6 separate regions of the Homo sapiens genome follow, and all the other regions are linked to region 1. Evidence: read pairs that join two places in POLR2A ChIA-PET (ENCODE). Cell type or tissue: MCF 10A. All regions are shown on one strand.

What was found. ChIA-PET counts read pairs that join two places held together with the same protein. Peaks named below come from ENCODE experiments on the same cell type or tissue, not always from the same donor. Only the 100,000 strongest peaks of a DNase experiment are listed, where the experiment ranks them.
Region 2: POLR2A ChIA-PET joins it to region 1 with 67 read pairs; 7 of 35 experiments call an interaction of 5 or more read pairs at or near these places.
Region 3: POLR2A ChIA-PET joins it to region 1 with 15 read pairs; 2 of 35 experiments call an interaction of 5 or more read pairs at or near these places.
Region 4: POLR2A ChIA-PET joins it to region 1 with 10 read pairs; 2 of 35 experiments call an interaction of 5 or more read pairs at or near these places.
Region 5: POLR2A ChIA-PET joins it to region 1 with 12 read pairs; 2 of 35 experiments call an interaction of 5 or more read pairs at or near these places.
Region 6: POLR2A ChIA-PET joins it to region 1 with 10 read pairs; 4 of 35 experiments call an interaction of 5 or more read pairs at or near these places.

What each region holds. Positions count from the first base shown.
Region 1 is chr3:189,271,481-189,276,480 of GRCh38, reverse strand. The region is part of intron 4 of TPRG1 (tumor protein p63 regulated 1); the gene reads right to left. Among named protein-coding and RNA genes, the nearest start is that of TPRG1-AS2, 33 kb to the right of the region's middle. RefSeq lists an enhancer at 3,357-3,546. In MCF 10A, a CTCF peak has its summit at 3,586; a DNase peak (open chromatin) is centred at 2,550.
Region 2 is chr3:189,352,971-189,357,970 of GRCh38, reverse strand. No RefSeq gene overlaps it. Among named protein-coding and RNA genes, the nearest start is that of TPRG1-AS2, 110 kb to the right of the region's middle. In MCF 10A, no CTCF peak of the experiment used is centred here; DNase peaks (open chromatin) are centred at 1,880, 2,430 and 4,200.
Region 3 is chr3:189,488,913-189,493,912 of GRCh38, reverse strand. No RefSeq gene overlaps it. Among named protein-coding and RNA genes, the nearest start is that of TP63, 140 kb to the left of the region's middle. In MCF 10A, no CTCF peak of the experiment used is centred here; a DNase peak (open chromatin) is centred at 2,952.
Region 4 is chr3:189,561,378-189,566,377 of GRCh38, reverse strand. No RefSeq gene overlaps it. Among named protein-coding and RNA genes, the nearest start is that of TP63, 68 kb to the left of the region's middle. In MCF 10A, no CTCF peak of the experiment used is centred here; a DNase peak (open chromatin) is centred at 2,337.
Region 5 is chr3:189,831,395-189,836,394 of GRCh38, reverse strand. All of the region lies in intron 4 of TP63 (tumor protein p63), which reads right to left. Among named protein-coding and RNA genes, the nearest start is that of MIR944, 4.0 kb to the right of the region's middle. In MCF 10A, no CTCF peak of the experiment used is centred here; DNase peaks (open chromatin) are centred at 1,764 and 2,214.
Region 6 is chr3:189,511,215-189,516,214 of GRCh38, reverse strand. No RefSeq gene overlaps it. Among named protein-coding and RNA genes, the nearest start is that of TP63, 120 kb to the left of the region's middle. In MCF 10A, no CTCF peak of the experiment used is centred here; a DNase peak (open chromatin) is centred at 2,744.

The DNA.
Region 1 (5,000 bases):
GAAGTTGCCTATTCTGCTTTCTAGTAGTCACTCAACACTAAATTTCACACAATTCCTTTGAAACCAGCTTCTCCTGACTGCCACATGCCTACTAATGACATCCTTCTTCCCCCTTCAGAATTCCAGTCTTATCCATTTTAACTTTTTTAAAATGCTCTTCCACTTCTGCAATTCCAACCACAACCCCCTACTTCCAGCACCAAATCAAGATCTGCTGTTGTGCCACATCCATGGGGGCCACCACCTCTTCATCTTCACAGCCATTTCCATCGCTCAGCCTTTCATTCCCTCTTACCAATTCTATCGTGGCAGCCTCTTCACTGGCCTCCCTTCACACCCTCCTTACCTTGCCTTCCCCTCTCAGTGTTCCTTGTGTTATCATCACATATACTGTTTCAAGAGTCTTATTGGAGTAGCACTTCTCATTTTTTTTGCATCTAGAAAGCCCTTAACCAACCAATGCTTAAGGTTCACTTCCTTTAAGAAGCTTTCTATGATTCCCCTAGGTGTCTGAACAAGATATCCCTACAATACTTATGAAAATTATTGTATTTGCCTCTCTTCCCCACTGAAGACTTTGAGGTATGAGATTGTCTATTTTCTTTGAATCCTCAACAGTTTACATAGTGATGGACCTATAGAGGGCATGGCAAAATCTGTGTGTGTTTGTGTGTGTGAAATAACAATTGGATGCCCTTCCTCATTTAAAATGGATGCATTTCCCTATTTAAAATACAACAGTAGCTTTATTGCCACCAAGAAAATACAAACATTTTACACTGGCATTCAAAGCCTCTCCTATTTGCCCCAATCTCTAACTTTATCACATCCACAATACCTTCATTATATTCAAGCAAAACCACATCTGCTGATTGTTCTCTGAATTTCTTTCCTGACCATATGGCTTTATTCTTGCTATACCTTCTCCCTGGAATAGCCTTTCCCTCTAACCCTTTCTTCACATCCCAACTTCCCACCTGTTACTATCTTCCAAAGGTCTCGTCTTATACTATTTCCTTTGTGTTGCCCAGATGCAGTCACAACTGTATGAATTCTCTTTATTGTCAATTCGTCTCCACTGGCATATCCTTATTGCACCTTATAATATAGCTGTATATATACTTGACTTATCCTTGCTACTAGAGCATGTAGTAGTTATAGCAGGAACTGTGTTGCTTGGCTCTATATGACTAAAACATCTAAAACAGGGATGTACACATATTCATGCTCATTGCATGGTTATTCTATTAAGATTGTTTGGATCTGTATTGAAATAACACTGTATGTATGCTGTTTGTTGTTTAAGTCAAGTTGTCAAGTAGAAGATTGATTTGAAGTTCAGCTAAAAAGAAAAAGGCCTCAGACTTCACTGCAGGTGATTCTGTTCCCTTCTACTTAGAGCAATCAGAAGACATAAATACATGCAGTGCCTTAACCTCAATAAATATTTGATGAATGCATGGTTTTGTGGATTACAATTGTTAGTCAATAATGACTTCATACACACACACACACACACACACACACACACACACACACACACACTCATTACATTATCAAGAAATGCCCTTGGGAAAACTTAGTGATTCTTGTTTATTATTTATTTTTATAAGAAAAAAAAAGCACAGGTCAAAATTCAATTTAAGGTGGGAATTAACTGTTCATATGCTTTTAAATGTTATCAAAATTAATTGATTATCTTCAAATGTTTTTAAATTGGTAAGAAATACCTATTTCCAAGTTGAGGGACAAGCCTCACCTTTTTCAGTCTAGGGAAAAGAGAGAAGGTAGCAAATCCTGGAGATTATTTTGCAAAAATTTGAATCAGTGGTCAAAGTTTACTGAAAGTACATTAGAAATTCTGTGCTCTGATACCAGAGTCACAGAGAAGTCTCAGTGCTACTATCTGGGCCCTACCCTCGATTACTACTCACCCTACTACACACAAGAGTCATTCAAATCCCAAAAATCAGGGAAGTCACCGTCCCTTTTAGTCTAAGTTCTTATTTAAGTTCTGTACAATATAAAAACTCCCAAGAAAGAGTGGCTTTGACTGTAAAATTTTATCCAAACAGGCTGAACAAACGGCAATTACATTTTTCCCAATCCAGGAAAAATAATATTTTATGTAACTGGACCTAGAGACTAGATTGCATATTCCATCGTTAAGAGATTTCCCTCCAATGATAGTGAGATAACCCACTCAGCCAAAATTTTCATTTCATTTTAGCTCTAAGAAAATTATCAGAGCTTAGCTGAAGTAGGTGGGAGTAATGCCTATCCCATTTCTCACAGGCTCATCAGACTCTGAGGTCAGGGTCATTAGCCTTTTTCTAAAAATCACTCCATGGATCAGTGAAAAAAAAAAAAATCTGGGTTCCGAGAAGTTAAAAGATAAAGAATTTGAGGTATTAAGACAGTTGGGGTACAAAATAGCCTGTCATGAGGCCATTCAACATAATTTTTTCACTGGCTTCCAGACAAATACAACATTATTTCCACATAGGAGTGGGCAGACACTCCCTTAGTCATCTTTGTTGTCCTGGTCAATGGCAACATACCTGGGGGCAACTTCCAATGTGCCTGTGTACATTCACAATTTCTGTGGGTTTCTGTAAGCATGCTTTTCATTTAATGATTGTTGAGAACATTTCAGGCACAAGCTAAGGGACAGACCAATATAGGCCTATGGCTTGGAAGAGGGGTAGAGTGAGACATGAGAAAGCCCAGACACAGGGAGAATAAAGCACTGATTTTCAACTCCAGGCCAACCAGGGATGAGGAGAAATAAAGGAGGAAATACTGGGCCAGAGCTATCAAATGAGTGCATTCACTGCTTTTTTGGAAATTCCAAAGACTAAATAACATGACAGGATGCTATTTGCATTCTCTACTATGGCTAATAAATTAAACTTGTCCAATGTTACGTAGGGACAATATCAGCAAAACTGGGATTAGAACTCAAGTTTCCTGAGTCTACAACTTCCTGTCACACTGCCTGTCGCATACTCTAAGCACAGTTAGCCTAGTGAGGATGGGAATGAAGGACATAAAAACTTTTGATTTTCAAACTCTCTGCAGTATTTTCCCTGCCTCCTCATCTGAGTGAGGTGCATTTCTCTGCATGGCCACAGTTTTCCATGTTTAACTCCAGCAGCACTTGCCACATCATACTGGAATTGAGATTTTACTTTTCTACCTCTCCAGCCATACAGTAAGCCCTTAAAAAGAAAAATGTTAGCTCTGGAGTGTTTGACAAGTAATAGGAAGTAAATAGTAGTTGAATTAATAAATAGATTCTTGATTCTGTATAGCTACAGAATAAAATACTAGGACCAACAAGTGACAGCTTCAAGAGGAGCTGATTAGAGGAGCTGATTTTCCCTCAACACATTCTAACTAGATTCTACCAGAGTCAGAGAGGCCGAGCAGGAAGCAGTGGATTCTCTTTCACCAGAAGCCTTCAGAGGCTGGATAACCACTTGTCAGGATCACTGGAGAGAAAATGCCTGCTTTGGATGGTCTACTCTTTAGTAATCTATGGCTATTCCATTACAGACCCCAGACCCCATCAGAAATAGAAGAGTCTCTAGCACCACCTTTCTGTAGCTTGGAGTACTTTATAAATGTCTATCCTTGTCTGAGCTGCCTAGTGGACCTACTGATCCTATTTAGTATTGAGCCTTTGTAGAAAAGAAAGAGAGGGAAGGAAGGAAGGAAGGAAGGAACGAAGGAAGGAAGGAAGGAAGGAAGGAAGGAAGGAAGGAGAAAGAAAGAAAGAAAGAGAAAGAAAGAAAGGAAAGAAAGGAAGGAAGAAAGAAACGAAGGAAGGAAAGAGAGAGAGAGAAAGATAAAGAAAGAAAGAAGAGAAGAGAAGAGACTTGGCAGAAGAAGTCTGTGGTTGGGAAGTCAGCTTAATCTTCTACTACTGAGCTGATTTGAAGAACGAGACTTGCCCAGATTTCCTGAGAAGCACTTTACAGACACAATAAGCAACAGTCTCGATGTATATTAGTAGGAAAAAAAAATACACACAAATTAAATCTGAAAGCTCATCAGAAACTTATAGCTCACCTGAACTATCATACTGAGGCCTCAAAAGGAAACTCATCTAGAATCACACAGCCAGTCCTGGCAGAGTTGGCACAAAATTCTGCTGATTACAAGGCCAGAATTCTTTTCATTACCCAATGCTGTGAAGCCCACTATAATATAACACTTAATTATACAGGTTCAGGAATACAAGTCAAAGCAGATCCCAAATATAATAATAGATGCTTGCATTACATATGGGAAAAGCATGCTATAACATGGTTAAACGATGACATGAATAAATTATAAAGGGATTGATTGCACTGTGTTTTTCCCATCAAGAACTAAGTTGTACTCCTATATCATGTGGGACATCTGTGCTGTAAACTATAAAACACATGATTTCATTAGAATCCAAAACAAATGGATTGGGGCATCAGCGCGTATAGGAAAGGCAGAGTGCACAAACACCACATTAGGCTTTTCGATATACCCACTCTTTTAGACTGACCAGATACCAAGCAAAGTAGTTGCTTTTTATCTCTATTTTTACAGATGAGATCGGACTTAGAGCTACGGAGAAGTTAACATGTCATCATACCACAAGTACACAAGTAAATGAGAATCGGGATTCAAATCCACACTTGTTTGGTTCCCAAGCACATGCTTTTCCCCAAAAGATCAGGATACCTCAGTCGTCCATGTCTCTGTAAATGTGTTTAACTTTACATAAGTCACTTTCCCTCTTTGGGTCTTAGAAACTCTCTAAGGTCTTTTCTAGTTCTAGAAGTTCCTCTGATGCAAATATTCAAGACTTGAGAAGAAGTTCTTGTGTAAATTCTATCCAAAAATAAACAATGTAAAACTTACGCATGCACAATACCCAAAATATCTAGATTACTTTCTTTTCTATTTTCTGCTATGGCACATTTATCAAGATTTGTCTGAATGTTGGCACCCACTGAGGG
Region 2 (5,000 bases), 81 kb before region 1:
CGATCACTGCTCACTGTAACCTCAACTTCCCTGGGTCAGGTGATTCTTCCACCTCAGCCTCCCAGGTAGCTGGGACTACAGGCGCATGCCACCATGGCAGGCTAATTTTTTTGTATTTTTTGTGGACACAGGGTTTAGCCATGTTACATAGGCTGGTCTTGAACTCTTGGGCTCAAGTGATCCACCTGCCTCAGCCCCCCAAAATGTTGGGATTACATCCATGTCACACTTTAAAATACATTTCAAAAATACAATATAAATAACTATGTTAAATTTAACACTTAATGGACATTGATTTTTTCTATAATGACAAAAGTCCTCTTTTTATAAGCAAGTTTTACAAATGCTGGGACTTCATATTCTTAATAATAAAACAAACAAAACATTTTTAAATAGCCAAAAGAGAAAGGAAGTATTTATAGTAACACAGTTCTTGAATTATTCAAATGCTAGTTGAACTGAAAAGTTTGCATTGATTTTCAATAGAAAGCAAAATTATTTTGCAGTTATTCCACTGGTGCCTTAAAATGTCAAAGATCCATTCTTTTACTTTTTTTCATATGTCCATATTTATTGGCCATCAAAACTCCATATGTCATGTGTTCATACACACGCACACACACACCCCCTTGGACATGCATGCTATCATAAAATGCCAAGATATAAATGCACAAGAACTAATCAAAAGCTAAAAATGCAGGAGCTGATTATCAACTCTCTTTTCTATTTATATAACCTTGGGCTTTTAACTTTTAACACATCTGGTCCTTGGTTTCCATGCCAACACAATGGATACAATACTCTCAACCCTGCTTCCTTTACTACATCACAGAATTTTTGTGAAGATGAAAAGGCATCATTTATATTGAATAGCTTTGAAAACTATATAGCATTTTACATCAGGCATTTTTATTATGGTTATAGTTATTTCCTTTTTTGATATTTTCCTGCTTCTTATAATGTGAACCTGCCATCGTACTGGAGATGTTGCTCTCTTTAACTGTTTTGATGACCAAGAAATCGATGACCATTTAACTTCAATGAATACAAAAATCTTTTTGTTATTATTATTTATTTTCTCAGTTTCTTGTAATTTGTTACTCTTGTGTCATTGTTTCAACAATTAAGCGTGCCAAGCAATAATCTTATTAAGAAGATTCAGTTATAATTGTGTATTAATTTATTAATGATTTAAAAAGTCCATTTTTCTTTTTATTCATCTTTCATTATGCTGTGAATTTTTGTTTTTCACTGAAAATATTATATTCAATATTTTAATCTGAATTTTTGTTCCTGCTATCCCATGCTGCAGCTTCCAGCACCTGATAGTAAACATAACACAGATATATATATATATATATATATATATATATATATATATATATATATATATATATGGAGAGAGAAAGAGAGAGAGAGTAAAGGAAGCAGGAACTACTAGGGGCCATCTTAGATGTCAGCCTGACACTCATCTTAACCCACTAAATTAGCAATCAGACATATACACATACAAAAGGTGAAATAATACCCAATGCCAAAAAAAATTAAAATTGTTTACTTATACAGCGTTAGCAACTGAGGAAGTCATTTCATCTCTCCGAGCCTCAGTTTCTTCTTAAAATGATAAGATTTATCTTATCATAACATATATAAAATATCATTTATCTTACTAAAATAGCTACTTTATATGCCTTACAGGTTACTGTGGGGAGTGATTATGACAATAACTATGAGTGCAACTGATAAACTGTAAAAAATGAGAGAATTTGTTGCGTGAATTTGTTGGCCCTGGTGGTATTGGCAGATAGACCTAAGCCGGGACTGGGGCTGGCATTCACAAGTCCATGAATCATCCTTCAAACCCTCAGCCATAAAGCAAAAGACAAGCCCGAGCTACTCTTTGATTTGTTGTGGTTTTGTGCTCTTTAAAGCCACACCCACCACATAAAGAAAGCAACAACTTACGAGAAATTTATTTAAAATGCTTGTTCTATTGAGTATAGCAACCTTAGGTCCAACCCTTTGATGATTGGCCCAGGTTGATTTTGTTAACAGCTTGCCTTGGGTTTGCAAAATTGCCCTTACGTGACCCCAGTGAGTCTTGATTCAGCCTCAAACTTTAATGAAGACAGAAACCTTACACATTAGGGCAGAGAGCCCTGTCCTTACCACCTCCAATCAGCACAGCTTGGGCTTCCAAAACTACACAAAAGATGTTAGTGTTTCATCAGTTTAACAAGCAGGCAGAGGCACCCAGATTTCACCCTGGATTCATTACCATAACCCAGCTTAAGAGCACAGAGACCACAAAGCTAATGCTGTGTGTGCTGCAGCAGGTAGTGCAGTAATCCTCAGCTCCTGGATCACTGTAGGGCCAGGGAAATGTTAAAAAGCACAAGGCCTCGGGTAGCTCTAGGGGAGCTGCTGGAATGTTGTTTATCTTCAGAGGGCAACAACTGGTCCAGTATTTCACAACAGGAAGGTCTGTCCTGGAGCTCAGACATTGAAGGCTTAGAGAAGCAAGGCCTGAAATAACCCCCCTTCCCCTCTGACTTCTATCTCCCCACCCTGCTGAACCCCCTCTCCTCCCAACACTTCAGATTTAAAAAAATAAAAGGCACAGCCAGGGCTACAACCTTGAAATAGATGTAGCTTTCTGGGTAGCTTGTAGTTAACTTAATACTGTAGCTGAGATGGGAGACCGCCTGATGCAACAGGACTTTAGGTGACAGGGAAGCCAGAAACGAAGGCCTTCTTTTATTGTCTTAACCCCTTGCTTCATAAAAATTACCCATTCTTATTCATCTGTGTTTTTAGTTTCAAAATTTTCTCTCTGAGCTCTTGTATGAAAGAAGGAACTGACTATGATTTAAATTCTAAAATAATAGGCAATGCCTAGTAACTTTAATTTAGCTCCATGTGATTTGAGGGAGTTAATTCAACAAAGTCCTAATAAATATTCCTATGATCGTGCACAATCAATTTATCTCTCCAAGACTCTGTGCAAACAGTCAGAGAAATGACAATAGCCTATATTTGGGCCCATAAACTGAGGCAGTTCTGTGAGCTCTGGGGATCCTCTCAATCTCCTTGGCAGAGAACGCTGGGAAAAATCTCAATGGTTGTATTCCTTAATGTGGTGGAATAAAATTGTTGCTGAGAAAGAAGTATTTATATACCAGACTATGGGGATGTTTCTGGGCTTTTGGGAGGTTATAATAGGGAAACAGGCGGGGCTCATGCCTATAATCCCAGCACTTTGGAAGGCAGAAGTGGGAGGATTGCTTAAGACCAGCCTGGACAACACAGGAAGACCTCATCTCTACAAAAAATAAAAAATTAGCCAGGTGTGGTACCACACACCCATAGTCCCAGCTACTCAGGAGGCTGAGGTGGAAGGGTCACTTGAGTCCAGGAGGTTGAGGCTGCAGTGAGCTATGATTCTGCCACTGCCCTCCAGCATGGGTCACAGAGTGAGATCCTGTCTCGAAAAAAAGAAATAGGTAAACATTGGTCTGTAACATTTATGATCAGTTCTTGCCACCTCAGCTGCTTTTGTACAACCGGCCTTAAGCTGGCTCTTCTTTCCTATAAAGAAGGGAGAAGGAAGAAAGCTGGATCCAATAAAAAATTTCTTTTTTCAGGACATGTCAGGATGAGGAAGCACTTTACCTGAAGACAGATAATGATTCTTCAAGAAAAATGTAACTACTTCATTCCAGACTCTGTCTTGGAAATATTTAACCCCTAGTGAGCACTCTAGCAGGTCATAGTACACCTACTTCTGCACAAACTGACAAATGAGGTTATTCACTTACTCAGCAGGCAACTACCACGCCCTGTATTCATAAGAGATGAACAATACTCGGTTTGCACTCAGAAAGGCACAGAAAGAATAAATATGTAAAAAGTCAACTCTAATATCTGGCAAAATAAACTGTGGCTACAAGTAACTGGTGATAGTGATAGAATGCAGAGAAAAAAAAAAAAACAATTCTGACGGTAGGTTTCAAGAAGAATTTCATGAAATAAACACCATTTGACCTCCACTTTAATGGGCAAGTAGAATTTGATAAGGAGACTACAGATGTGAACACATTTCAGCTAGAGTTGACGCAGCAAAAGCAGAAAAGTGTGAAAGAACTTGTGATACATGCGGAAAACAATGAGTAATTATTTGAGACTATCCTGGATTGCTGGCCACACCCTTACCAAAGCCTCTAGAAAGACTTCTACTTTCAAACTGCCCAGCACACCTATGAAATTCCAACATTCTTTTCAGGAGCTGCAGAGTGGGGAGGTTAAAAACATGGGTCCTTGGGTCCATTTGTCTGGGTTTAAGTCCTAGCTCTGCCTCTTACTGGTTGTGTTACTTTGAGTAAGTTGACTGACTTCTCTAGACCTCAGGTTTCTCTTCTGTAAAACAGAATCATATTACCTGCTGTGAGGATTAAATCATAAAAATAATATGAAATACTTGGCATGATTCCCAATACATAATAAGGATTCAATATTACTGTCGTGGTTACTCGCCTGTTTCATTTCTCTTATTAGACAGGTGATTCCTAAAGGTCAAAGAATGATCCATTCCTATTTTACTCTCATGGCCCAGAATCTAGAAGTGCTTTCGCATAAAAGTAGAATTTATAAATACATGAATGTATGAATGAATGAATAAGTAGAATACCCAATTTCAGATCTAGACTTTCCTAATAGTAGGGTTTGACTTTGATTCATCTCATTGAGCTGGGCATCTGCCTTAAAGCTTTTGTATTTTATAGATTCAGCCAACATTGTAGTTCTGGCCATGTGAGCTCCAGTGGACAGCTGGAGAGTGTAAACACCAATACATGGACAGAGCATCCTTGGACCCAGTGCTCTGCTATTGCTTAGCCTTTCTCTGTAGAGGACATTTGCTTGATCTATGACTAAATTCCATCAAATATGAAACAAAAATAACTTCAATGACCACTTAATCGTCATTAATAGAGACCTCATTA
Region 3 (5,000 bases), 220 kb before region 1:
GCAATAAGATACAATGAATTGTATAAGAAGTAAACAAGAAATAGATACTACTAATTATAAAGACGTAGGCCCCAAGGATTGTACATGCCCACCTCGCCTCTAGGCTGGTCAAAGAGAATTCCAGCTGCCTTCCTTGTCTCTTTTCTTGCCTGTCTCCAGTTCAATCATTTATATTGCTGATAGGTTCTTAAGTCACTTTCTAATCACAGTGCTCCCGGAATCAGAACTCTTCAAAAATTTTTCACTGCCTATGAAATAGTTTGAAATTTTTGACGTGAGCAACCAGGCTCACTATTTGTATCCCCTGAATGTGTGCCTATGTTTGACATTCAGGTCAAACAACATCAAATTCAACTTGCCACTTGCAAAGACTTGAGTCCTACCGTTTTTCCCTTTGTAACGAAACCATTCTTCACTTGTCATATATCAAAATGTAATCAAAATTTCCCAGATGCTTCCTTATTGCCTCAGCTGGAATAACAACTTGCCCATATCTTTTAATGGCCCTTATATCATACTGCCTTCAATTATAATTATTCACATTATTGTTACATATGAAGTATCAAAATAAATCATTTTTAGGAGAATTCTCTACATGCATTTTGTATTTTCCCATTAGTTCTCTTCAAAGTACTGGGTCTTATCCAGCTCTATGGGCTCACAATCACCTCCATGGCGAGAGCTTGTATAGCTCAGGTGTTTAGCAAGATAGGTTTGAAAAGAATTATTCAATAAGGCTTTAAGTCATGATGCTATGATATCCTAGAAACCTAATCGTTGATTTTGTTTTTTGATTGTTGGTTGTTTTTGTTTGTCTTTATTTTTTAACTTAATTCTTTTTAAAATGTCCATAGGTTATTGGGGAACAGTGGGTGCTTGGTTACATGAATAAGTTCTTTAGTGGTGATTTGTGAGATTTTAGTGCACCCGTCACCCAAGCAGTATACACTGTACCCAATTTCTATTCTTCCATCCCTCATCTCCCTCGCACTCCCCCTCCCCAAAGTCTATTGTATCATTCTTATGCTTTTGCATCCTCATAGCTTAGCTCCCACTTATGAGTGAGAATATATGATGTTTGGTTTTTCATTCTGGAGTTAATTCACTAGAATAATGGTCTCCAATTCCATCCAGGTTGCTACGAATGCCATTATTTCTTTTATTTTTATGGCTGAATATTACTCCATGTATGTTTGTTTTTAGATGGGCATACAGCTAGAAACTTGGATATGCAGATACCAGAAGTGTATGATATTATTTTCTCTGCTTGAGAACTGAGGGGTTAATTCTATTCCATGAACCCAAACCTGATGGAAAGGGTCTCTAATTCAGAAGTATGTGTAACAACAGAGGTGAGAGTTGGCTGTGTGTGTTTGGGATACAGGGATATCTACCCAGTAAGGCAACCTGAACAAGTTGGCAGTATGAGGACAGAGGACAAAGCCAGGTGATTAAAGAGCAGAGAGAAATGAGCAGCAGGAGAATCTGGTAAGTCAGAAGTCCAATTCTCAGTAAATATCCAAGTCTATTCCAGGGGTTCCTTTTAGGTGTTCCCATGGTGTGGTGTATAGGAAAGCTGGCAGCACTTGTAGACCATGACAATGTGGTCCCTGCGCATATATTTTCCCCTTTCTTGCATACTAATACTGAGGGATGTGTTAGCTCTGTGTGAAAGATTAATGAAACAATTTTTAATACTTCAAAGTTTCCATGGTTCAATTAAAGCTGATCTGTCCCTGGGATTCAAGAACATCCTAGAAAATCTTAGAAATTTGGGGGTAGGCACAAGAAATAAATTACAAGGGCATTTGATACAGGACATCACAAACCAAAATGGAAGGGGATGGCTGAATAGCTCACTGCTTAGTCATGGTCATCTTGACCGGTCCTGCAGGCAGCATCTGATTCTGCAAGCAGAAACTGAAGGAACAGATTTATCTAAAATGCTCAAGGACACCATGGCACTTTCCTGGGCGTCCATGTTAAAGAAATAGTAAGAGATAGACTTCTCCCTATCTCTGCATCGAAGCCAGCATGAATGCAGTACAAGACGACTCCAGATTCTGAGACTCCTTGGATCCCTGGAGGCGTGAGGTGTAGCCCAATAGGTCTCCAGAGACTGCTGAAAGGAATATTTTAGCAGCTTCACCAGTAATAAGACCCCAAAACCCGCTGGAGCAGAAAAGCAAAGCAGTGACAGGCGTGATGTGATGAAGGCAAGCCAAGTTCATGAACACAAATGAGAGATATCCTTTGGAGTTTTCTTAAAATAATGGGGGAGAATGTTGAAAAAGTTGAATTTCTGTATATTAGGGTATAGCAAGAGTGAAGGATTAGAGGTGGTGTTATTAGGCAACTGTTAAGAGTTAAGTATTTGAAGCCTGAGAGCTTGCCTTTGAAGACCAGTTTCTAGCCTTGTGACAGTGGGAAAAGTATTTAACTTCATTAGGCTTTTATTATCTCCCTTGTAAAATGGAAAAGGCAATGCTTGTGTGCCTCTGTATTCACTAATTTTCTTTGACCCATAGGGAGCAACAACTTCACTTCACTTCCTTCCTTATGTCATACTCCTCTGTCCATCCTACCTCACTGGATCCTTCCTAGGTTCATCTATTAGCCAGAACCTGAGTTCACTGGGCATAGTGGCAATATCTTAAAGTCACATTTCAAGACCCTTTCCCCCATTATTGGTTCCACTTTAGGAAGCAGACAACACTGTGATTTGTTCCAGCCTCTAGTCAAGCTGAAGGCTGAGGCGGGGGTAGCACCAGGTCTGCTTCTCCTACAAAGACTTCACTCTCCTAAACTTCAGCATTCTTCTCTAATCCTATTTCATAAGAGACATTAAAAACATCAGCACTTACTTACCCATATGGCTGCTGATTCTTTGGTGAATATGCTTTTTGGCTGGGAACTCCAGAGAAGAGGAAAAATAAATGGTAGGATTTGGGTGCCAAGCCAGCCGCACCCTAAACCACACCCTGAATGCGTCATTGTGCCTTTCCATAAACTTTTCTGAGGATTAAAGAAGAGAATGCATGTAAAGTGCTAAGCACCGTCACTGGCATATAGTACTCACTCAATAAATATTAATTATTATTAATAATACACACAGATGACAAATATTTGCCATTGGCTATCTGTACTTAGTCAGGTAGTCCCCAAGTTTTGAAAAAACTGCTCTAAGGCTGAATATTTGAATATTTGATTTACTGAAACTGGAACAAAATGGGTATGTTCTAAGCTTACTGTGATTTTTTTTTTCCCTGTAGTTAAATAAGGAAGTAAGAATTTTTCTTTGAGGCATACCACTCTCACTTCTGGGCGAGTTCACTCTTTGGAATGTTCTGGCTATGCACAGGTAAGCACCTACTCTTTGACCTTTGGGGAGCCAATACTGGTGAAGAAATGTCAATGCAAAGTCCCCAGACCTGCCTTGACAGATTTTGCTTAATGAGTCATGCAAGTGGGGAGTGAAATCCACCTTCCTAAGATTTTCCCTTTCTATATTAAAAGTTTCTTTTAGGTCTCTGCTTGCAGTACTGAAGATCAGAGTTGGGGGTATCAGGCTAATCCTCAGGGAAAAGATCTGACAGGTGTGCCTCTGAAGAGCAGGCACTAACAGTGTGGGAAGGCAGGAGCCGCAGAGAGACACAGGCAGCCCTAACCCTCTCCTGATGTGATTTGCAGGTGGGCTCCAGGAAGCATTGTTGTCTAATATCCAATATTCAGTTTTCCCATTCTGGCTTTCCAATTTTCTTTTGCTATCTTCTTGTACTTGGTAAATGTTTTTGAACCTTGTGTTCAACATTTGGGGAATGGCAGAAGGGCCACGTCCATGATTAGAGGAATCCCTAAGGGGAGAGAACAAGTAGCTGATCAAAGTGGCCATGGAACCACAGAAGGTGGACCAAAAAGCAGACTTTACTCATAGTCTGGATAATCAGAACCTGTAAACATTTCCAAGAAATGTTCGGAAGTACTTCTGGAGGAGTAGATCTCCTGCAGCAATGTAGTTTGGGACATGCTTTATTATGTTTACAGGTTACAGAACAGGGTAATTTGGAAGGACAGAGAACTTGAGTAATTCTGCTCCTGGGTCTTATTTTTTCTGACCTTAAATATGTCCTCTTCACTCTGTAAGATCAGAGTTCTCCTCAGTAAAATGACAATCAATGTGCATTGCCTTTAGATACCACTTTACTCTTAATACTGTTGACTGCATTGCTTATTCAATCAGCCATTCGATCAAACACTTGTGTTTACCATGTTCAGGTACCAGAAAATACAAGAATGAGTAAGACATGGTCCTTGAACTCAATGGCCTTACATCTAAGGGAAAAGGACAAATGCACAAATAGATTATTTACATACAATGTAAATGTATACACAGGATGCTACGGAAACAAAAAGCAGAGGGGGAGTTTTGGGTTGAGGATACTAGATGTAGCTTCCCAGAGATGACACTGAAACTGATTCTCAAAGCTATGTCAGATTGTTCATTTGACTTGTGTACTCCCTCTCTTCAATTTCATAGAATAGAGTAAGTACAGAAAAGAGTTCTTTTTGCTAATTAGGGAAGAAGAGATTGCTAAGTAGTAGTAGCCATAGAAGTCACCTGTGGAGTAGGGAACCAGCATAGTGAAAGGCAACATGCTCATTTTCAGTAAGCTTGAGTTATTTTGACAGCCACTTACTTTGTCACATAGCCTTGGACAATGCAGACCACTGTGAACGTCATTTTCCTAATCAGTGAAAAGAAAATAATATCATTTCTTGCCTCCTCCAGAGGGTCATCTTGAGGAACAAATTAAGTGCTGAATATGGATGTGCTTTATAAGATATAAAGAGCTTTCTCATTAGTGGAGAATATGTTCTGAAGCATCTAGCCCTCCTTTAAAGTATGGGAAAATGGCTGGTGCAGGGAAGGACCCCTGCAGAGAAGCAGGCAGTGCTTCCCTGATTAAGCGTTCCTATCAATCTCCTGAACAAGTGGGAGA
Region 4 (5,000 bases), 290 kb before region 1:
GACTATTTAAGGTACTGTGTGAGACCCTGTAGGTTGAGAAGTTTATGATTAATTTTGTAGCATTGGAAAATTGTAGGAAGTCACTACAGACTATCAAGCAGCCACATCTCTGATATGACAAAATGACAAGCTACCACCCCTGTTAACTGCCCTGCCCACTCTCTGAATATGTGTTTCTACCAGTATCAATATGATGGTTGTCAAACATCTGGCTGCTGAAAGAATGGTCATGAATGGAAGAAAACTTTTGCCACTATCTCTTTGTTTAGTTTTCAGTACCCCAGCCAATCCCAGAAAACAATACACTGCATCTTCACTTCTTGAGAAGTTCTTGTGACCTCTATCCTCAAACAGGATGAGGGTCTGTTCCTCTTTAAAACTACCTTTACCTGGAAGAATTAATTATTCACTGGAATCTAAGATCTGACTATAGTCACCATATTACTTATTATTTTATGTTCAACAGGCTATCTATAAAGTCTGGGGACATACATGATATTACCTTATCAGTTTTATATATTGGCGACATTCTTGACATGCATATATTATTAGGCATATATGCTTATGTTTCCAGACTTTATGGACAAGCCATATTTTTTCATGCAAATTCTCTTGTGGACTGTATATCACTAGAGTTCAGGGCTTTGTCTAACTTATTTTTCTATTCTCAGCATCTAGCACCGCTCTTGGCATATTTTTGAAGTCCAGTATAGGTTGCTAACTTTGAAAAAAAATTATAAAATTATAAATTTAGAATAGGAAACTTTATTTTTTAATAAAAAGGTTACATCCTTCAAAGTGGTCATCCTGCAGGCTGAGAAGCACAGGCCCTTCAAACGAGATTGGGTAGGAGCTTTATGCTGAGTGCATTGGCTAAACATACATATTCAACAGGTTACGAGAGGAGGTGAATATTCATGAAGGTGGTCCGGACGCATGTGTATTGAACAAACATGCATGTTACATATGACCCACGTTCATATATAGAACAAAGAAAGAAAGAGAAAGAAAGAAGGAAGGAAGGAAGGAAGGAAGAAAGGAAGGAGGGAGGGAGGGAGGGAGAGAAAGAAGAAAGAGAGAAAGACAGAAAAAGAAAGAAAGAAAGAAAAGAGAAAGAAAGAGAAAGAAAGAAAGAAAGAAGAAAGTTCACCTTGGAGTAGGGACAATATTTAAATGTATTATAATTAGTCCCTATCCATCTAAAGGTCTTTTCAGGACACAAGGAATTCCAGTCAGTGCACAGCCTCTGTAAACCAACCAGAGCCAGTCCATGGTCAGTGGTCTTCTTATCAGAAGAAAGTTACTGAAATCAGTCACTTGTCCAATCAAAGCTATAATTATGGCAGGTAAAACAGTGAGGTCAGTGAGTGTATGGTGGTGAGCTGAAAATTGTCTTAATATTGCTTCTTTCAAGACCAGTGCTTGTTTAGATGCTAAAGAAAAGCCTTGTGGCATGGTTAGAACACAGTTTATTCTTTAGTGCAGGCATGTGACTTAACTCTTGCATGGCATGGCCTTAGGTCCTGTTTATAATTTGATAGTCTATTGTCATAAAGAGTCTGTTCTGTCAGTCTTGTGGTCTCTATTTTAACATTAATGCTGGTCAGTTATGTCTAAACTGCAAAAAGGAGAGGGGTTAACAGAGTATGTTTGACCTCCTGTCCCATCATGGGTCATGGCTGGAAACTCAGTTTTTAGGTTTTTCTGGAATCCCTTGGCCAAGAGGGGGCCTGTTCAGATGGTGGGGGCTTAGGATTTTATTTTTTGTTTACAAGGTCATCAAAATGAAATGTAAGTTGATTGCTTTTAATGATGCCTTTGTCAATAGATTCAACTGAAGAAATGATGGGGATACTGAACACAGATCCTACCAAGGGTCACTTCACATTTAAGTGCGGAAGTAGCCTTCCCATAGTCTTAGGCAGCAAACTCCAGGCTCTTAACTCCAGAAGCAACCTCGGTGTTAGGTCTTTTTTGTGGCAGATGGATAGAGGTCTCTTCAGGATAGTTGTAAAGGGTAGGCTACAGAGATGCTTGAAATATGAGACATTGCCCTGTAGTCAAAATTCCAACATTGAAGTTAGAAGCCTAAGGCCTTTTACCCAGAGATGCCAAAAAAAGGATATAATCCCAGAAGGTCAGGCTGTCCCAATCCTTGTATATGGATATACGTGAGAGGGTGTAGTCTCCCTCGCTGTCATTCACAACCATTCACTTGGACAGGAAAAGCCTCTGTGAACATGTTAAAATAAAACTTCCCCCAGGCTAACCAATTGCAGCAGAAATGCCTGTGGGTAACCAAACCCACAGTCACATAACTAGTAAAATGATTCAGTAAAATTAGTCAGTCTCTCTTTCCATTTCCACACCGAGGCAGAAGAGAACAGCCACCTGTGGGCTGTTAAGTCAGCACAGCATTTGTGTAGCCAGAAAAAAATGCAAACACAGGGAATTCTCCTCCTTCCAGGAGTGCCCTTGTAGGTTGTACTTATCCTGCTGAGCTACGTCCAATTGCATCTCTAGGCAGGACAGCTGCAATTCCCAAGAATCTGAGTACTAACAAGTCCTTGAATCACCTGATTATGAAACTCATAAAGTGCTGAGATAGTGTAGGGATGGGTTTTTAAATTCTATTGTACGAGTAACGTATGCTCAATGTAGAACAATTAAATACAAATAAGAAAAGAATCGAAGAAGAAAATAAAACCACCTGAAACAAAAGCTCAATTAACATTTTGGTGTATATCCTTTAAGATCTTATGCATTATGTGTATATGTATGTATGTAACATATACACAAATAATTGTATATATAAAATCATATTTATATCAAGTGTGAGATCATGTTATACATAGTTTTACATCTGCTGTTTTCATTCCACAATTATATATCATTAAAGTCATTCCATGACAGTTAATAATATTTCATTAAATAATTGTTACAGTTGCTTAGGATTCTGTATCTGTGTAAATAACTGATTCATTCTTATTAGACATGTAAGTTATTTTTAAAAATTTATTATAAACAAAGCTGTGATAAATATTTTTTTAGCTACATCTTTCCACATGTATTTAAATATTACCTTTAAATGAATTATTAAAGTAGAACTGTGAGGTCAAGAGACAAGAAGGGTCCTGCCAAAAAGTCCTCCAGAAAGTGGGTGCAAGTTCACTCCTATCGAATTATTTGAGAGTCCCTGTATTTCCCCACAATACATTCTCCCAGATAATCATTTAAAAATCTTTAAATTTAAAAGTGAATGTATCTTATTTTAATTTTAATTGTTTTGATTACTGGTGAGGTTATTATTGTATTTTTTTTTGCCATTTGAATTTCCTTGTGAAATTTCTGTTCATGACTTTGGCCTGTTTATTCTTCATGGTATTATTGTTTTCTTACAGAAGTGTAAAAATTATACTTTAAAGCCAACAATCCTTTGAAATAGTTATTGAACATGTTTTCCTATTAATCTTTAGTTTTTAAACTTCGTTAATGATGTTTTCCGTACTATAGAAGCACCGCTTTTTAACGTGGCAAATCTATCAATTTTATTCACATAGTTTCTGCCTTTGGTATTTTAACTTAGGTAACAGAGTTCCTGCTGCAACTGAAAAACTAAAGCTAGAAAAACCACCATTTTCAAAGTCAGGTATTGCCTTATTTGAAGAGACTCTCCTAGGTAGTGACTAGCTATGGAAATGCGACTAAAATATTCTTCACTGTTTACAGTTCAGGGCCAAGCAAGTCCTATTACAGGGAAGTAAACTGGTAAGTGCAACCAAGTGACAGGAAGTTGCCAAGACAAAAATACTCAAGAAGAAAATCTCTGCATAGCATCTGGGCTTATAAACTGTGAAAGCAGCCTAATAGTATACTTCTAAATGTTTAGCTGCTGGCTTTTTTGTGAAAAATGGATGCATATTTTTATGTATATAAGCTTATTATAAATTTTATTGACATAATGTTTACATAGCACAAAATTATAAATAATAACAGAATATACAATAGAATTCTGTTATCAGTTTTTGTTAAACTCTTGTATAGCCAACCTGTGGTTGCAACTGATGGGTGAATATAACTCCAGTATGAATATTGATTGGTATTGTTTAGTGAGTAAGACAAAAGTGAAACAACAAAAATATTCCTCAGAACTTTGGTTTGTCAATTACCCAAGCCACTTAGGCATTGAATCAAATAATAGTTTTCAAATACTGAAATAATAGTTTCTCAATTTTTGGTGCTATTCACAATACAATGACCAGAGACACAATGCAGTTTTAATCTGCATTATAAACACTTTCTCCATCACTTCCTCGTCAACAAAGCAATAAATTAAGCCTCTATTTGTACTATTAGCTCATTTCTGCGGTGTAAATATTCCCACAATGGCTGATTTCAAGATGCCAACCTGCTGTCATGGAATGTGAGTTTGTAAGAGATGCAAACCCCAAGAGCATAGATCATAGTGGATGTAAGAAGTGATGAGTTTAGAATATCCATTGTCTCTGATTTTAATATCATTTAGTTCTAAATGTATGTACTTTAATTTTTAATAACAGCTATGCTTGACCACTAGCTTGAAAGATTGCTGAATATCTAATAATTGGCTTTTATAGGCCATAGACGTCAGTTGCAGCATCCCACACATGGAAACTCCATGTTCAATTTCAAGATTTTTGTTTCACAATTAATGTAAAACAATTTTTTCTCCAACTTTGTTAGTCCTGAAGCCTTCAGAAAAGTTACATTGTTACTAAAGAGAACTGAGGGAAGATTCTGTGATCGAGCTTGGAGTTCAGTAATAGAGTGTATGCAATAGCTCCCTAAAGTTGCTAATTTAGAGACATCAAGAGGTGACCTCCTGAAAAAGAGAGTAGGACTGTGGAGCAAGACCCCATGAGGAAGTGAGCTCAGATTTATGGATTGCATAATCATTCCCAGGAAATACCCATGATAGCCTGTAATGAGCTTGCTTTCCCTGCTATCCAACAGCAAATGAA
Region 5 (5,000 bases), 560 kb before region 1:
ACAAGTCCCCATGCTAGAAGGTAGCATTCCATTTTCTTAGGAGAAAATTGTCATTAACAAGTGCTGATCATGTTTGTAAACCTCCAACACTTTGGGTACATTCAGTTTCATATTGTTTGCCAGTTGAAATAAGAAAAACTCCTCTTAAAACAGGGATTCTTTGATTTTAAGTTGCACGTGTACATTTGATTAATTTCCTTAGAAGAACCAAGTAAAAACAATCTCTTCTTCCAAAATTAACAGTTTCCTGAATGTGGAATATGGACAAAACCCAAAGTGAAATCTCCTGAAAACAGCAAATACTCATGGAAATAAACCACTACCCGTGTGATCAAAGGAATAGACACTCTGAGCACTTGCTTCAAAGATAGACCCATTGATAGGAAGTCTGACGCGTGAGCCAAATCTTGCCTTCCCCACTTTACATTATTATTATTATTATTATTATTATTATTATTATTATTATTATTATTATTATTTTGAGATGGAGTCTCGCACTGTGGCCCAGGCTGGAGTGCAATGGCACGATCTTGGCTCACTGCAACCTCTGCCTCCTGAGTTCAAGTGATTCTCCTACCTCAGCCTCCTAAGTAGCTGGGATTACAGGCACCTGCCACCATGGCCAGTTAATTTTTTGTATTTTTAGTAGAGATGGGGTTTCACTATGTTGGCCAGGCTGTTCTCGAACTCCTGACCACCTGCCTCGGTCTCCCAAAGTGCTGGGATTACAGGTGTGAGCCACTGCACCCAGCCGCCTTCCCCACTTTTTTGGAACATTTTAAAATGCTTTGAACCCAGACTTGCTTTAGTTGTAGGCAAACAGTTGCTGACAGGACAGGAACTGAGCCTTCGGTAAGAATGTATTGCAATGCTTTCATTATGTTAATTATATCTGAGACACCAGGAGGCTGGTATATACACACCATGGTAAGTATTTCTATTCATTTGATTTTACTGGGCACCAGATTCATTTACAATTAGGACACAGTTAGGACAAAAAAAGTAAAAACGATACAGTTATTCCCAGTCAGAGAACCAAAGAGAGGAAATTGGCAGACATCTTTTGTTTTACATGCCTTCATAAACTATAATTTATTCTCTCCCCATTTAGCCTTTTATCATTAGGAGTTTAATTTTTATAAAATATAACTATTCATCTATGTCCTTCTAGACAGTATAACTAGACCCTCCATCTAGTTTAATAAGCTATACAGAATCTGAGAATATAAAGTTAAGAAGATTTTAATCCTGAAACTCTAGAGCTTTATATGTGTGGGATCTCAAACTAGGAGATTTGACTCCCTCCACCAAGGTCAAAGTGAATTAGGGACTGCATGAAAAACCCAGCATTTTTGTCTCACAGGACTCGGACGATCCATAAGATCAGGTCACTCTTCCCTATCTCAGTGAAGATTTAAATGTTTAGAGACATATGACCCAGTTCTCTGTCTTCAAGCTTAGAAAAAATGTACCGTTTGACATTTAGCAAAGACAAAAAAAAAAAAAGGAAAAAAACCATATGAAATCAACATCTATTATGTTTCAACAAAATATCAAAACATATATAATTGCTTTTTCCAAAAAACTGACCCATCCTAAGGAAAGATTTAGGTGCAGAGATTTAAGAATTGTGCTTCTTATGAAAAAAGGGTGTGCTTGCTCTGTCTAGAGCACCAAACTCTCTCATCACACCACTTGGTTTATGGTCTTAATCACCAGACAGATGAAAGCGACCTGCAAGTTTGGGAACCCACAGCCCAAGTGCTAGGAAGAATCTGTTCTGTGTGAACAGCCACAGCGCAATTGTGGAGATACATGGCACAAGTACACAAAATAAACAGTAACGTATTTTCTTTTCTTTTTGGTAGAAATTCCTAATGGAAAATTCCTGATATAGACTTTATTAGGAGGAAACGCGAGTCCATAACTGTAAATGGTGCAAAGCCCACTTTTTCCACCTTATTAGCAAGTGCATAAGCATAAGAATCTATGTTTTCCAAAAATCATATTAATAATTTCCCCTGTCTTTCCTCCCAAAACTTAAAAAAAAAGACTGTCAGACTATCAAAGCACTGTCAGTGCCAGTAAGACACATCATTAAGGTGAGTAATTTTCCTGTTTACTTCAAACACTTTTTTTCCCAAACTCCAACCTGGGCAGGTCTGATCAGGTTAGGCTTTGGAACGAGTAAAAGCATCCCCAATTTCTACATAAGCGCTGCAGGCCATGGGCAAAGACAAGTCTCAACTGAGCTCTCCACGGTAGTCAAGCTTCCCGGCGCCTCTGGTCTTGTCTCCCTCATACCTAACAAGTATCGTCATGTCTCTCAACCTTCAAAATCGGTTTATCTGCAACACAAATGCACATACGCTCACATACATCCTACTTCTTTTACTTTTACTTATAATTAATATCTACATACATTCTGAACACATTTGCTTTATAACAATTCTTTCCTATGCACTTTTCAAAAGAAAATATTTTCCATTCTGAATTCAGGCATTCTTCATGTAAAGACAAATGGCAGAATGCAAAATAATAATCGTTTTTAACTGCAAAATGCTGCTCTAATTTTTAAATTCAGTGGAGTAGAGATCTGGCTTTTCTATTTTTTCCTGGAAATAGATACCGCTGTCTTAATTAAATGTTTTCAAGATCTACCTTTATGCAAATATATCTACTATGTAATTTGTGTTTTCTTTAAAAAAAAAAAAAAGAGAGAGAGAAAATTGCTACCCTTGACATAAGATTCCTCTTTCAGTGTGATCTGCTTCTAAGAAGACAGGAAGCTGGAATTAAGAGTTTAGTATTGGATCTATTTTGTCAACGTGGACAGATTGGTAGGTCTCAAGTTCACTTCTCAATCTATAAAAAATAATGCATGAAAATACATATAAGTCCCCAGGTCACAGGGGAATTGTGAGTTCTACTGTTTGCAAAGCGTTTTGCATTCTTTGGGTAAGAGGTGTTGGGCTTGTTATGAAGACACTGTACTTACATAATCCTAAACATGCTCATAAATTGGAAAGGCAGTTTTCAAGCCAAAGGCATAATGTTCTTTTACACTACAAATGAACTTGTTTATATGCTGGTCTGAGATACTTATTTGCTCCTACTCAGTCACCCTGTTTTCTTCTTGAGGCCATCACTATCATCACTGTTTCTTCCCCTCACTGTGCTGAATTTGTCATAGATAGAAGAGGGAAATAGAAGCAAAATTAAGTAATGAATAACAAAAGGCTTAAACTAAATGGAAACTCATTTTTCAACCTCATGGTGGTGGAGGCAAAGTGAGGAAACATGAAAGGAGAGAGAAGGCCTTAGCAAATTGGATTCGATTTACTCTCTATCAATAAGATACAAGGGAAGATCCAGTCTCACCTTTGCCTCTGCTCTCTTTATCTCATTAAACGTGCTTAAATTTGGACAGGCAAAAATGAGAGCTGTCAAATAGTAACAGACGCATAATAGTAAAAGTCAGAATACTAGTAGGAAGTGCTCTGCATCCAAGGATCACTCATCCCTAGACTTATAGCATAGCTCTCTATTCATTTGGTAGGTGACAGGTGTTGTCAGGTCTAGAAAGACACATAACTCTGCATCTGTGAAATGGGAATATTAATCCTCCATCCTGGAGAACTGTTACATGAACCAGTTCCCACAGTGTAAAGTGTCTTATGGAGTTTTTGACCTGGTACTCAACATATATTAACTACCAGTTTTATCTCTATCATCTAAATTTTGGAGTTGGTCATCAGTGGCCAACTCCTGACAGCATAATAATACACACAAGATAATAAGCATAACTGACTATGCGGCCAGAGGTTAAAATTTATGTCAAACTTCATGCTTTATTAAAAAATGAAGGAATAAGTCAAGAGCCTTTTATTTTACCCTTGCTTGCTATGTCACTGTTGTAACTTTTAGGTTTAGCTGGCGAGCTGTCTCCTCCTGCAGCTATTGTACTTGAGTTGTACTACAGGTAATATAACCAACTAATGTAATGAACGATATATACTAAGGAAAGTTGGCCCTGAGTGACCTCCTTGGATTGAGGACTTTGTCTCTAACAACTGTCCATCTGTCAGTCCCTGGGGTTGATTATAAGAAGAACAGTATACCCCAACAAGCCCGATGCAGAGAAGTCTCAGGTAACTTTCAGGTTTTCCATTTGCCAGTCATTTAGAAAAACCCCAAGAGGAGAAAAAAAATTAGGATGCTGACATCATCTGAAGATTCATTTCCCTCTATTAAAAGCATTATAGTGCTGGGCGTGGTGGATCATGCCTGTAATCCTAGCACTTTGGGAGGCCAAGGCAGGTGGATGATGAGGTCAGGCGTTCAAGACCAGCCTGACCAACATGGTGAAACCCTGTCTCTACTACAAATACAAAAATTAGGCGGGAGTGGTGGTGCATGCCTATAATCCCAGCTACTCAGGAGGTTGGGGCAGGAGAATCACTTGAACCCTGGAGGCGGAGGTTGCAGTGAGCCGAGATATCACGCCACCGCCCTCCAGCCTGGGTGACAGAGTGAGACTCCGTCTCAAAAAAAAAAAAAAAAAAAAAAAAAAAAAGAGCATAATAGCTTTCATGGCACATCAAGTTCTGGGACAAAAATTACACTGCCAGCTCTATGTGTTATAAATCAAAACCTACTACTTATCAGCCAAATACCACTTTAATTACAGTGTTCTCGTATTAGAGAAAGAAGATTAGGAAGGGTAGGAGCTCAAACGGTGCAGAATGGGAAGAGCTTCATGCTGCTATCATCAAATGAGCACCTGGCCAGAAAATCAGAGTCTGAACTCCACCATCTAGTAGCCTAAAGACTGGGGTTTGTCACTTTACCTGTGAGCTTCCGTGTCCTCATCCTCAACATGAAGATGAAGATAACAACACTGAACTTGGAGTGTGGTTGTGAAGCTCGAATGATATCATGGAAATGAAAATGACCTGTGCATATAAATGTATAAATAAAATCAGTATTTAAAAAGTAAA
Region 6 (5,000 bases), 240 kb before region 1:
ATTTGTTTTACAAACTACAGATGCAGAGTGAAAGAAAATGACATCTCACTTTGATATTAAGCATTCCCCCATAACACATCCATCTGCAACATGTTTTGCAGTCACTTACCCGCTAAACCTCACCGCACACAGATTTACACATGAGGCACAATACAGCTGACCCCGTTTTACAGATGGAAAGAATAAAAACACAGAGATATTAAAGGAATTTCTCAAAGTTTCCAATCAGTTTTCAGACATCTGCCATTGGGAAGGAGTGAATTAAATAAGCCACACAAGTTATTTTATTAAAGTTGAAAAATAAAATTATATGGACTCCAATTTCTTCTCTTTAGAAGGGCATTTTTGTTTGAGATTTGGTTAAAAGAACAGTCAGGAGATTTGTCTTAAAGCCATTTTTTGTGTAACAAAACTACAGTCTTTAATTAGATCGTGTGTTTATTTGGGGTGGGTTGGCAGGAAAGGCAGTGTGTGCTCAGTGATCTCATCTTTACACTAAAGGGGATGGACAAGATCAGTAGTTCTCAAAGTATGGTTTTCAGACCAGCAGCATCAGCATCACCTGGAAACTTGTTAGAAATGCAAATTCCCATGCCCCACCATTTAATTACTGAATCAGAAATGCTGGGGATGGGCCATGAAATCTGCTCTTGACACCCTTCAGGTGATTCTGAAGCATGCTAAAATTTGAGGACTAAAGTTGGACTAAAAGTTCTCTAAAGGCCTTCCAGCTCTACAATTCTGAATCCATCATGTTATTAATATGATAAACTGTATCTTTTCAGGCTGCGCACGGTGGCTCACACCTGTAATCCCAGCACTTTGGGAGGCCAAGGTGAACAGATCACTTGAGGTCATGAGTTCGAGACCAGCCTGGCCAACATGGTGAAACCCCGTCTCTACTAAAAATACAAATATTAGCCAGGTGTGGTGGTGCATGCCTGTAGTCCCAGCTACTCAGGAGTCTGAGGCAGGAGAATCTCTTGAGCCCAGGAGGCAGAGGTTGCAGTGAGCCGAGATCATGCCATTGCACTCCTGCTTGGGCAACAGAGCAAGACTCCATCTCAAAAAAAAAAAAAAGATAAATTACATCTTTTCAGATAATTTTAAAGATATGTTAGTTCATCTTCATGCTTTGTGAAGAAAGTCAGTATTAGTATTCTCTATTTTAGTGGCACAAAAGTTGAGGTACAGGCTACAAAACTATAGGAATCAATATGTGAAACAGTGTAGTGTAATCTCTCTCTTCCCCAAAATAGAAGGCACTTATATTTTCATTTTGCAACTCACATTTTGAAAACACAGTCAACAAAAGCAAAGAAATCCGCAGACGTGGAACTCAGGGCTATCCCGTTTATTTAATGAACTTGGCAAGAGAGTACCTATTTGTGCCTTGCAGCCTGCAGGTCAAATGTAAGCATAATATTAGCTACTGGTTTCCACTTCAGTCGCTGGTACACACCTTTTGAGTGACTTCACCCATCACAGGACATTTGCATTATTGGCTCACAGCTGACTACCATAAAAGATGGTGCACTCCTTGAGGACACGAATTGAGTTTTACCAATTCTGAATCACCAGTGTTTAGCACTTATCACATCTATGTATCATCAGAACATAGATCCTGTGTGTGCCTGCCCAAATCTCATATTGAATTGTAATCCCCAATGATGGAGTTAGGGCCTAGTGGGAGGTGAGTGGACCATGGAGGTGAATTTCTCATGAATGGTTTAGCACCATTCCCCTTGGTACTGTCCTTGTGATAGCGATTGAGTTCTCATAAGATCTAGTAATATAAAAGTGTGTAGTACCTCCCTGCTTGCTCTCTCTTGCTCCTGCTCTGGCCACGCAACATGCCTACTCTACTCTCCCTTCCCCTTCCACCATGACTGGAAGCTTCCTAAGTCTTCCCCCAGAAGTAGATGGTGCTATGCTTCCTGTTCAGCCTTCAGAACCATCAGCCAATTAAACACTCCCCCCTTTTTTTTAAATAAATTACCCAGCCTCAGGTATTTCTTTAGAGAGATGAGAGAATGGCCTAATACAATATTGTTCTTCCTTATCTTTGCTATTACGTTAACATGAAATAATAATAAACTTTTATTTTGCCCTCAGATGCTGATCTTAAATAAATTTGCGAAGCAGAGGGACTTTAAATGAGTTGCATGGCCTCATAGTTCTTTCCTATCTTTAAACTTCTTGGTTTAACAAATAATTGAATGGAATCAATCTCCTTTTGACTGACAGTTTTGACAGCTGCTGTTCTCAAGATGTCAATGTATAATCTGTTATTCTACTTACCAAAATTTAAAACTGAACAGAGACATATGTACTGTCAGTCTCATTCCTATGATCCCCAGTTCCTCCCTTCTGCCCTGTTTTATCCCTTTCCTCCCTCATGTCAGTGAAGCGCCTTTAAATTCTGAGCAATTCCGAAGCTCCTGTGCGCCAAGCTAGAAGTAGGATTAGAGCTCATCTTCCCTGAGTATTATTACAGCGCTTTCACAGTGAAGTCTCCAGCTTTGCAAACTAACGGGGCATCATAAATGTAAAGCTGTTCAAATAATAACGAACCTTCTCTTTATGCTTAGCCAAGGGAAGGGAATATTAAAGTGAATAAGAGTAATAATAAAAAGCAAGTTGGCAGCATGGGTATAATTAAACTGAATAGCTCACACACACAAAATAAAGCTCTGAACATTGACTTCCTCTGGGACACACCCCAGTACACCCAGACCTCGCCTCAGAAAGGTATGCACAGCTTGTCATCCTGATGTAAAACAAACACCTACACTCACCCTCTCATCTACAATAGAAAGACAAATTTGGCTCTTGAGTGAAAAACTCTTCCAGCCCTTGGGAGCAAAAAACACCTATATTTTTTTTATCCTCACTATTCAGGATACCAAAAATGAAATTCCTCGAATTGATAGGACCACTGGCTCTGATGAAAGGGACCCGATGCAAGGGTATGCTATTTGCATTCGGTGTTATAAGTGCACTTTTGTCTGTGCCAGAAAGAATAACCAGCAGCATGGTAGGAACATTTTGACCCTAAAAGCTACTCTGCAGATCACCTGGTGCCCTTTCCTTCCAGAGCATTCATTAGAATGTGTAAGCTCTGAGAGAGCAAAGTCACCACAGGTGATGTTGCTATCATCTGCACTTTCTCCCCTGAGCCATTTTAAACCCCATGAAGAACCAGTCACTTAGACTAGGTTACACCCACCTTACTTTCTCAAGAGCTCTGGGCCTAAATCACCCTGGGATGAAGATTAGGAAGTATTTCCTCATTGCTCTTGATAAATTGAGCTTGTGAGAGCATGGTCTCCAGATTATTTGTAATTTGGAGACTTTGTGCTTTTATTTACCCCATTTCCTCCAAAGAGACTATTCACAGAGAGGCCTCTTCTAAGATGCCCTTACTTTTTAGGAAAACAAAATATTCACCAAAAAAGAATTATGTGTATGAAGTGTAAGATGCTTTAACCTCAAGAGCTTCTCTTGTTCTTTTTTTCCCCTTCTTGTGCCTTTTTTTTTTTGAGACAGTTTCACTCTTGTCTCCCAGGCTGGAGTGCAGTGGCATGATCAGGGCTCACTGCAACCTCTGCTTCCCAGGTTCAAGCAATTCTCCTGCCTTAGCCTCCCAAAGTGCTGGAATTACAGGCATAAGCCACTGTGCCCAGCTTCCCCTTTTTGTACTCTTGAGACTCACATATCCTCTATCTAGAGAACCAAAGAGGAAAGCCTGCACACTTCCATGGACATGAGTAATTACATCAGTGCTCCAATTGCATTGTTCCATAGCTGTTCTCAACCTGGAAAAAATACCTCTGCAGTGGAGCATGGCTTAATATAGAGTTTTCTCTCCAATCATTCAGTAAAATCATAGTCAACTGACTGGTTCTCAAAGCTGCCAGTTTCATTGAAAAGAAAGGTTTTCAGAAAAAAGCAGAACTGTAAAGGTCTTCTACTCTATTGCCCCCATTTGACAGTTGGTGGAGTTGACAAGCCTAGAGATGTTTATCTGAGATCACTAAGAGAGCTCAAGTCACACTTCTGGACTTTCGTTATAAGCTTTCTCTTTTTCTCTTGTGAGATACTTGGTAGTCACAATTTTCACACTATTTATCATGGAATTCTGAAAATATTAAGCCTAAGATAAAACAAAATTAATTGCTCATATTCTAGAAGCTTCCTTAACAACTAAGTGATTTTGAGAATTTGCATGCCTTCTTCAGGTCTATGTTTCCCTGCTAATAGGTGTGTTGGAGTAGTGATACCAAACGTGTCTTCAAGCTCCAATGATCTTTGGTGTTCTACTCAACAACTGATGCTTATCAAAACGAGTGTTGCTTCTATGAGTATGGATAACCAAGAGTTAAACAAGTGAATTCTGTACACAGGATTAATGTACATGTATTATGCACATAAAACAATCCTGAAGAGCATATTGGAGCTATTGTGTTAACATTTAGCTAATTTTATATTATAATAATTTCATTTTATAAAGCAAGAGAAATAGAACTCCTGAGAATATTTGAGTCCTAGGTTTTCACCAAGCTAGAGTATGGGCAAGTCACTTAACTTCCCTGAGCCTCAGACATTTCATCTGTGAAATGAGAGCAGATGGTAGGGTAGGGAAGGGTAGGCCAAGTACATAGATTTTTTTTTTTTTTTTTTGAGACAGGGTTTCACTCTTGTTGCCCAGGCTGCAGTGCAATGGTATGGTCTCATCTCACTGCAACCCCCGCCTCCTGGGTTCAGGTGATTCTCCTGCCTCAGCCTCCTGAGTAGCTGGGATGACAGGCGTCCGCCACCACACCTGGCTAATTTTTGTATTTATAGTAGAGACAGGGTTTCACCATGTTGGTCAGGCTGGTCTTGAACTCCTGACCTCAGGTGATCTGCCCTCCTCAGTCTCCCAAAGTGCTGGGATTACAAGCGTAAGCCACCGCACCCGGCCCAGAGATCTTGCACTACATTTTCTCTAAGAGACC